2 separate regions of the Homo sapiens genome follow, and region 1 is linked to region 2. Evidence: read pairs that join two places in POLR2A ChIA-PET (ENCODE). Cell type or tissue: Panc1. All regions are shown on one strand. Each heading gives the region's core, and the rest is flanking DNA. Links, peaks and the distances in the headings are about the cores only.

Evidence for each region. Peaks named below come from ENCODE experiments on the same cell type or tissue, not always from the same donor. Only the 100,000 strongest peaks of a DNase experiment are listed, where the experiment ranks them.
Region 1: POLR2A ChIA-PET joins it to region 2 with 5 read pairs; 1 of 35 experiments calls an interaction of 5 or more read pairs at or near these places.

The regions. Positions count from the first base shown.
Region 1 is chr1:2,401,222-2,405,594 of GRCh38, forward strand. RER1 (retention in endoplasmic reticulum sorting receptor 1) reads left to right here. Exons shown (of 7, transcript NM_007033.5): 6 at 986-1,121; 7 at 1,814-4,215. The coding sequence ends at 1,903. It overlaps PEX10 (peroxisomal biogenesis factor 10), which reads right to left. Exons shown (of 6, transcript NM_002617.4): 6 at 2,753-4,373. Among named protein-coding and RNA genes, the nearest start is that of PEX10, 9.2 kb to the right of the region's middle. In Panc1, for the core only: no CTCF peak of the experiment used is centred there; no DNase peak of the experiment used is centred there; H3K27ac peaks cover 603 bases.
Region 2 is chr1:2,462,590-2,466,962 of GRCh38, forward strand. It overlaps a transcript of PLCH2 not described here. Among named protein-coding and RNA genes, the nearest start is that of PLCH2, 12 kb to the right of the region's middle. In Panc1, for the core only: no CTCF peak of the experiment used is centred there; no DNase peak of the experiment used is centred there; H3K4me3 peaks cover 137 bases; H3K27ac peaks cover 2,458 bases.

The DNA.
Region 1 (4,373 bases), core at 250-4,249, 61 kb before region 2:
CTCCTCCCTTCCTCCCTCCTTCCTCCCTCCTTCCTCCCTCCTCCACCCTCCCTCCTCCCTCCTCCTTCCTCCCTCCTTCCTGCCGCCTCCTCCCTCCTTCCTGCCTCCTCCTCCCTCCTTCTCCCTCCTTCCTCCCTCCTCCTCCCTCCTTCCTCCCTCCTCCTCCCTCCTCCTCCCTCCTCCTCCCTCCTTCCTCCTTCCTCTCTCCCATCCCCAGCCTTGTGGCTCCTTTTGGCTGGCAGAGGGACTAGCCTTCTCCTGGAGTCATTTTTGAGAGGGGTTTGAGCCGAGGTGTCCGTGTCTGCACGGGTAGGCAGAGGTGGGTGGTGCAGCCGTCAGAGGGACGGGAGCGTGTGCATCCGTTTGTCTTGTCCCTCATACCCCACTCTGGGAGCACAGGAGGAACCCAAGTCTGTTAGATCAGTAAACTGAAGGAGCCTGCTGAGCTCGTGGGGCTCCACGCCTTGACTTTGCAGCCGCAGATGGAGTGTGGTACAGAAAGATCAGGGGCCCTGGAAGCCACCAGAAGCTTGGACTAGGAAGGGAGAGCTGAGCCTCCAGGGCCGTGGCATCTGTTGGCCATGTGCTGGGACGGGAGGGAGCACTGGTGGCCATGCCACAGTGACAAGGTGAAGGCCCTGGATGGTCCACAAGACACAGCCTGGGTTTCTCTCCAGATCGCAGGCCCAGCCAGCAGGCATGGGGCCCCCAGCCTCAGTACTGATGCTTTATACTTTGTGTAGTTTTAAGAAGAATTGTGTCTTTCAAGGGAGTAAGAGAAGGATGTTTCTGTGGTTAGGGCAGTACATGTCTGTGAGCTACATGCAAAGGGTCCTGCTGCTGCTGTGCCCAGGGTAGACCCCTCCTTTCCACAGGGATGCTTCTGTTTGCGGGGACGGTCGGTGCAGCTGCAAGGCTGGAGGCGGCCGGCAGGTGCCCGGTGCTGGCTGCAGATGCGGCGCTAACCTTCTCTCCCCACTTGAAGGCATGCGGCTACCAAGGGCATCCTTGTGGCTATGGTCTGTACTTTCTTCGACGCTTTCAACGTCCCGGTGTTCTGGCCGATTCTGGTGATGTACTTCATCATGCTCTTCTGTATCACGATGAAGAGGCAAATCAAGGTAAAGCAGAGGCGCTGCCGCCACGCCGGCCGCAATCGCTGTTCTGTTACCCGCAGCATTGGGGGAGCTGTGCTGGGCTGTGGTGGGTGGTGGCAGAGTCTGCCTGGTGTGAATGTGGAGCTAAGTGGCACCGTCTTGTGTGTGACGAGGACACTGCTCCGTTCCCAGCACGGCCGGCTAACTAAACGGGGAGCGCAGCTGTGGGAGCGGGCGGGCTCTTGGTGGAAACTTTGTGGAAGCCGGGTGGGAGAGCCCCGGCGAGTGCAGTGTCCCGGTGGCTCCTCTTAGGGTGCCCAGTGCCCCGCGCCAGCCTGCCCGAGGAGGAGGGTGTTAGGGGGAAGTTAGCCGAGACTGCGGACTGTGCCCTTGACGGTGTGGCCTTCGTGCTGCGGGCCTCACTCTGTGCCCGGGGTGTTGGCTGCAGAGAGGGCCCTGGGCCACCTCACATCCCCCTTGCCCTTCCTCCACGGGAGGCTCACGAAGCACTGGGATTGATGGGGTTTCAAACCTAGGCCTCGTGGGCTGTGGAAGGTCTTGCTGTGTTGATGTGGGCGCAGGAAGCCACTGGGGCTCCGATTCCACTTGTCTGATGTATAGAAAAGATGGGGGACCTTTGGCCGCTCAGATTTGGGGACAGTGTGACTGACTGGAGAGCGGTTGTGCAGTAACTGAGTCTGTGTTTCTCTCCCCAGCACATGATTAAGTACCGGTACATCCCGTTCACACATGGGAAGAGAAGGTACAGAGGCAAGGAGGATGCCGGCAAGGCCTTCGCCAGCTAGAAGCGGGACTGAGGCTGCCTCACGTGTTGCAAGAACAGTTTTGAGCCATTGTTAACAATGCCTTTTTTCTTCACATAAAGTAGTTGATTACGAGGGAGTCAAATTTTCTTTTTAAAAAGGAGCTTCAATGATTTGTAACTGAAATATCAGGTTCTAGAAGAAACTGGCGCTTAAACCAAATCGCATGGATTTCTTTTTCAGTGACGTTCAAGTGTTTCTCACGGATGGAATTCTAGTCAGCTGCAGGCGGGAAGCCAGGCGGGTGGAGCCCATGGGAGCAAGGGCGAGTGGCCGGTCCCCGCTGTGCCAGGTGGGCAGGCAGGAGCAAGGCCTGCGAGGGAGGAACGGGCCGCTCCCCGCCAGCCGCCTTCCCCAGCAGCCGCAGGTGGTGCCAGCCACTCCACAGAGCCCGAGGGATGATCTAGCCTGATTCCTGCGTGTCCGAAAGAACTTAACGTTTTAAAGGTGATTGTCAAGTAACTGTGTGGGGTTCTAATGCCAGTTTCCTAATTCCATCTCACTGGAGATGTTTAAAGTTGGCCTCTATCCTAATGACTCAAAACTTGGTTCTTAACTACCATGATTGCTTTTGAGGGCCCGGAATTATAAATATATATTATATTTTAATTGTTTGAGATTATTTTGACACATTTCTTTGATACGTAGAGTGTTTTGTTTTTAATTTAAATCTGTCCTCATGCAACCCTCCATGAGGGGCAGCGAAGCTGGCAGGGAGCAGACTGGCTTTGTAGGTTCAGCACTCGGCCCCCCACTGCGGGAGAGGCGGAACCCACTTGCATGTCAGCGTTTTTGATTCGAGAAAAGAAATACTCTCAACGTTTTACCAAGTGATTTTACCTCCACCTTTACTAAAGTCTTTACCTAAAACATGGCAGTCGCTGGACACAGGAAAGCCCACCTTTTGTTTGGCCTTTTCGAAAGGTGACCCATATTGCACAGCAGAACATCACAGCTGTGGTCCCAGATGAGACACTGACATGCGAGTGAAGGCCTCTCCTCCTGGGCCCCGGGCTGCGCAGGCTCCTCACTCTGGGCGGTGTTTCCTGTCTCAGAATTGACACGGTGAATGCTTAGTGTCTGGATTTTCTTGTACCAGTGTTTACATATCTGACATCGAGCTCCTCTAAGAGGCCACGTTCAAGCTTGTGTGTCCCTGACCCAAGATAGCCAGTGCTGCTCCCAGGTGGTACTTCTGGTACCGTGTTGAGACACTTGGGATTCTCAGACTGTGGACAGGAGTGTTTGTCATTTTTCATACTGTTTTCTTAATAAGCGCTCAGGCCTAAGGTGTGACAGGAAGTCGCACGCGCTTGGCCAGAGCACAGTGAAGCAAAGGACTGGGTGCTGATGGATGGAGCCACGGCGGCATCTGCCCACCCGGCCGCAGCCCCCAGTGCCTCTCCTGGTGGTCCTCCCAGTCTAGAGGGTCACGGCCCCCCCGCCCTCCTCCGTCTCTGGCAAGCTGACCTTGACTAACCCAGGAATACAGGGTCATCCTCATTCCTAAGTAAGTCAAACAGCAAGACATGGTTTGCGCGGGTCTTTGCCGGAAGCCGGTCCTGCTGGCCAGGTGTTTTACGTCAGCAGGGAAATGTGGCACACGCCCTCGAGGCATTTTAACACTGCGCTTCAGGAAATCTCAAGTTCCATCTTGTGTTAGTAACGTACCCACATTTTGCTGGAGTTAGTTTATTAAAGATGCCTACGGTGAACTCTCTGGCGCAGGTTAAATGCAGTTTTGAAAACCTGGAAACATCAAATGGAGGCGGGAAATAGGCTGGGGCCGAGCTGAGGGGCTGAACACAGCAGTGACCGTGGGTCAGCAGGTCGCCTGCCCAGCAGGCCCCCCAGGAGAGGGCTCGGGCGCCCCTGGCAGCCCCCATACCCCCAGGACCTGGCTCGTGAGTGCGTCTGGGTCAGGAAGAGACCTCTCTGTGCGTCTCAGGCTGAGATGCAGATTTCTGTTTTCTAAAACTGGAAGCGACCTTGACGTGTATTGAAGGTGTGTGTGCCAAATGCTTCCGACGGAGGTGCTGGCCTTGGTTGGTTTCTCTCTGCCCCGTGTGGTCATCAAGTCCTGGGGGATGTGCTCTGCCCAGCCGCCCTCGGGGAGAGCAGCGCCGCCTCCCATGGGGCCGTGGGGCTGCTGTTCTCACTGCACTGGCTGAAGCAACCCGCCAGCCTCCGTGCCCCACCCCACCCAGCACGCACTCATTCAGTCCATTGCCTTAACACAAGCCTGATGGGGCTGTTTTCTCACAATATAAACGAATAAAGTGTCTTCTGGCCTACTTCTGAATTACTTCTCAACTGTATGGTTTGGGGAAGGGAGGGAAACCTAAAATCCCGTCCAAATAAGTGAAATTCCTGAAGAAGTGGCTGAGTCCTACCAGGTTGGGGTTAGGGAAATGTTCTGGGTTCAGGCGCCCCTCCCAGGGCTGAGAAAGCG
Region 2 (4,373 bases), core at 215-4,214:
TCTGGCCAGGTCCTCACTGGTCTGTCTTCCTCCTCAGCCAGGCGATGTGCTCCTCTGTGACCTTAGAGCCCCAGAACCGAGCTCTGGGCTCTGGGCATCGCTGGGGTGGTTTCACATGGGGCCCTGGGGGCTGAGGCAGTAGGGGATCTTTGTGCTGGGGACACAGCAGGGCCTTAGAGGGGCATCCCTTGCCTTACTCTGTGCTCCCACCCCCTAGCCACTGCCCAGGACAGGAGGTCGCTCAGCCCATCCTGGTGCCAAGATGTGTGTCGGGGTGGTGGGGGTGGATCTGGCCCTTCGAGGCCCCCACAGTGGGCTTAGTTTCCTAACCGAAGCCGTAACATCCATAGAACTCTTAAACCAGGCAAGAAAGCAACACGGAATTCGCTTTGATGTTGAATAATTAATGAAATGTCTGAGGTATGGGCTTCTGGGCTGTGTCTCTCCCAGCCGCAGAGCTGTCAGCACCGTCTCGTCATTGGAGGGGCCTGCATTTCTGTCTTTAAATGTGCGCTTGGCACCTCTGAGAGGTAATTAGGACGTTCTGTGCACGATGAGGAGGCTGGGGTGCTCACCTCCAGGGGGCTGCAGGGCCAGTGCGACTGTTGTGGACCAGCCCCGGAGGGGGAGCTGCAGGGTCAGCTGGGCTGTGAGACCCCGGGCAAGAGTCCCCTGCCTCAGTTTCCCTATCTGAAAAGTGAAGAGGTTGGATCCAGGGGCCTCTGGGGGCCCGTCGAACTCAGACATTCCAAGGTGGTGGAGGAGCAGAATCAGGGACACATGGGGGACCTCGCTGTGTCCCCAGGTCGCCCTGGTGCTGGTAGGCAGGCTGCAGAGCCCCTGCCTGCTGAAGTTTGCTGAACGGGGCTGCAGCCGAGAATCTGTTTACTGCAGCAGGTCATCGGGAAGCGTTTCCTTGGAGACATATGTAGGACAGAACTCGGAAGCTGAAACCGAGGCACCCCACGAAGGCCCCACACCGCTGGCGGGAGGCGGTTTCTCAGGGCTCTGCTCCTGGAGGCTGCTGGGAGACAGCTGCAGCCCGGAGACTGGTCAGAGCCCGCGACCCGAGAACAGGGCTCCTAGCCCCTCCTCACAGCAGTGGCCACCCAGGGGGATATCACACTTGGACCTTTGGTGCAAGAATGTCCCCCGCCAGACCGCACTGAAGGTGCCCACTGCCCTCCTCTGGGAACCCTCCTCCCCATGGCCTGAGCCAAGGCACCAGCTGGCCAGGCCCTTGGAGAACTGCTGGTCCTCCCTGGTTCAACACAGGGAAACTGAAGCCGGAGAGGCAGTGAACTCCCATGGGGCACACAGAGTCGGGCAGAGTCAGGGTGTGAACTGGGGTCTCCTGAGCTGGCCGGAGCACTGCCCTTCCCGGCTCCTGTCTACAGTGGCATTTTCTGGAACACACTCAGGGCACCCCTTGCTGGCAGCCCCAGAGGACATGGTGCTGGGCTTCTGTGCGGTGGGATCGCTCGGCAGCTGGTTGCGGGTGTGACCAGGGCACTGGCCTCCCTGGCGGCACAGGGTGCTGCCCACTGTCCAAGAGAGGGCTCTGGGGCTCAGAAGCAGCTGGGCTGTGGGAAGTCCTGGGGGTGGAGTCTCTTTCCATGGGGTTCGAGTGTTGGCAGGGGGGCTTCACGAGCTTCTCCCCTCCCCACTCTGCCCTTACTCTGGTCTTCCCGATGTGCATCTCCATCTTTCCATCCTTGGCTTTCTCTGGGGCTGTTTGTGCTCAAACACAGGGTCACCTGCGGGCTCAGAATTGGCAATCCTGACGCAGGCTGGTGCATGGAGTGCTTATCTGGCCCCTGGGCATGCACACGAGTGCACAGAGGTCCTCAGGGGTGCCTGGGAGCCTGGAGCAACCCTGGCCTATAGTGGCCCCTGTCTTTGGGCTGGCCGTGTCTTCCTGAACCTGTGCCCTGGGGCAGGGGCCACCTAAATGGTTTTCTTTGGAGATGAGACGTGAAGGAACTTTTGCTGCAGGATGGCTGAGGAGGGGGGCCACCTCCTGCTCCCCCAAGCCAATGGAGAAAGCAGGAATGGAAGGTGCACTGCAGGGAAGCCGGGGCCTGGGCTCTGTCCGGACTCAGCTGCCTCCCACCCCTACCCCTGTGAGATGCTGGGTGGTGCCCTGCCTGCTTGGGGCCTCTGTCCAGCCTGCAGGGCAAGAAAGCCCCTCCAGCTGAAAGAGATGAGATGGAGACACTGCGGACTCTGGGGTGGGCAGCATGGAGGTCAGGGCAGCACCTGGTTCAGGTGGCCTCGGGCTCACGGCCAGCTCTCAGTCAACTCACACAGACTGAAGACGGGACCCTCAGGCTCGGCTCTGCAGGAGGCGTTAGGGGCTCAGCAGGCCCTGAGGCTGGGCTTGGTGTCACTGAAGCCCAAGAGGGCAGGGGAAGTGGCTGCCTTTGTGTGCAGAGCCAGGGCCCGGGGAGCAGGTGTGCAGTGTTTCCATTGCACATCAAGGAAACTGAGGCACAGGGGAAGGGGGATCAGCTCTGCCCACCTACAGGCCTAGCTGAGAACCTAGGGCTGTGGGCCAAGGTCTAGGCTCGCCCTGTCTCAGGGTGTGGTCTCCTCCGGCCTCTGTCCTGGCAATGCCTGTGAACCCAAGGAGAGATCCAGCCAGGGCTCACAGCCAAATCCAGCCTTAGACTGTGGGGACAGGGGCAGCCTCTCAGACCCGGAAGGCAAGAACCAGTCCCAGAAAGCGGGGCTGAGGAGACACAGCTCTGGGCCTACAGGGTGGGGACCCTCTGCCCTCTGCCCTCCACCCTCCGGCCAAGGCAGAAGCTGGGTCTGGTCCTCCCAGCTGTGCCGGCCCATGGGCAGGGGCTCTGGCGGGCTCACAGCTGGCTCTGCGTCCCTGGATGTGCTTGTTCCTTCCAGTCGCCTTCTTCAAACGAGGAGAAAATTAAACTCCCTGGGGCCTGGCTCCCCTGCCACCATGGTGCCTCCTCACCTGCTGCCCGCCGCCTGCCGCCCGCCACCTGCCACCCGCCGGGCCAAATGCTCTCAAAGACAGAATTCTGCTTAAATGCCCAGAAAAGAGATTTAGGAGATCAGAATCTTAAGCAAATTAACATGTGCAGCGGGCGGCTTTTAATCACCGCCTTTAATCGCAGGCCGCGGTGACGGAAATCATCTCCTGGCTGAGTGGCGGGCGGGGCTGGCCCTGAGGATGGATTATTCCTTAGAACCTGAACCTGGGTTTCACCGGCCTCTGGAAGGGGGCTCAGGGGCCTCTGTCCACTCCAAGGAGGCGTGGCTGGGTCGGGACCTGCAGCCCGCACACCCCTCTCCCTCCTTCCCACCCTTGGGCGTGTCTGTGGCTTTCGCCTTCTGTCTCCTCTCCCCACCTCAGTTTCTCCCTTCTGAGACTTGGGGCTGCTGGCCCTTTCCTGAGTGGACTGTCCCAGGGGACATGCAGAGCCCAGGTGTGGGGGATGCTGGGACGCCTGTTGCTCCTGGGCCACTGGTTGCCTCTGGCACACGTGCACTGCAGTGTCATTGCCTGGACAGCCCCCATTGTGGCCTGGCCTCCCCTCAGCCCTGCCACTCAGCTCAGCACCGGGACCCACTGAGACCTGGGGCCCAGAGGGAGGGGGCCGCCCCTCCCTTCTCGCAGCTGTGCCCAGCCAGGCGGACACAGGCCCTGGGACCCTGGCTGTGCCGAATGGGTCGTGAGAGAGACTGTTCATTCACGAGGGCAGGTCCCAAGAGCCCAGGGCAGGGGCTGGTCCAGCCGAGGGTCCTAGGCCACCTGAGTGGTGGTAAAGGCAGGAGGCAGCTCCTTTGAGGGTGCCAGGCAGCTGCGCCCAGGGGCCTTCCTTGGCAGGACCCAGGTGGTGACTGCAGCTGCTGGTGGCTCCCCTCCCCCTCCACACCTGGGGCCCCGCATGGCAGGAGGTGGTCACACCTTGAGGTGGCAGCGGCTCAGAGAGCCCAGAGGCGGCCCCACATCCTCCTGCCCGGGCCTGCGTGCCTGCCTGCCCTGCCCACATCCGGGGCTCAGTGTCCACACAAGCCTCCCAGGCCGCACTCTGGGATGGGGGCTCAAGGCCCCTTGGGGCAGAGGTGGTACCTTTCAGAACACCCCCCATGGGTGGACGTCTCTTTTGTCTGGAAAATGTTACGTCCCTCAGATGCTGGGAGCAGCGCGTGCAGGGGGAGGCAGAATGCTGGCTCGGAGAGGGAGAGGACCCCAGCGCGGGCAGCTCAGCACTGGACAGACAGGGCAGGGAGGCGAGGGGCTGGGAGAGCACAGGAAGGGGTGTAGCAGCACGCAGGGCTGCAGCCGTCACCGTCACCATCACCAGGAGCTACTGCTGGAACTCGGCCTCCCCCAACGCTGGACG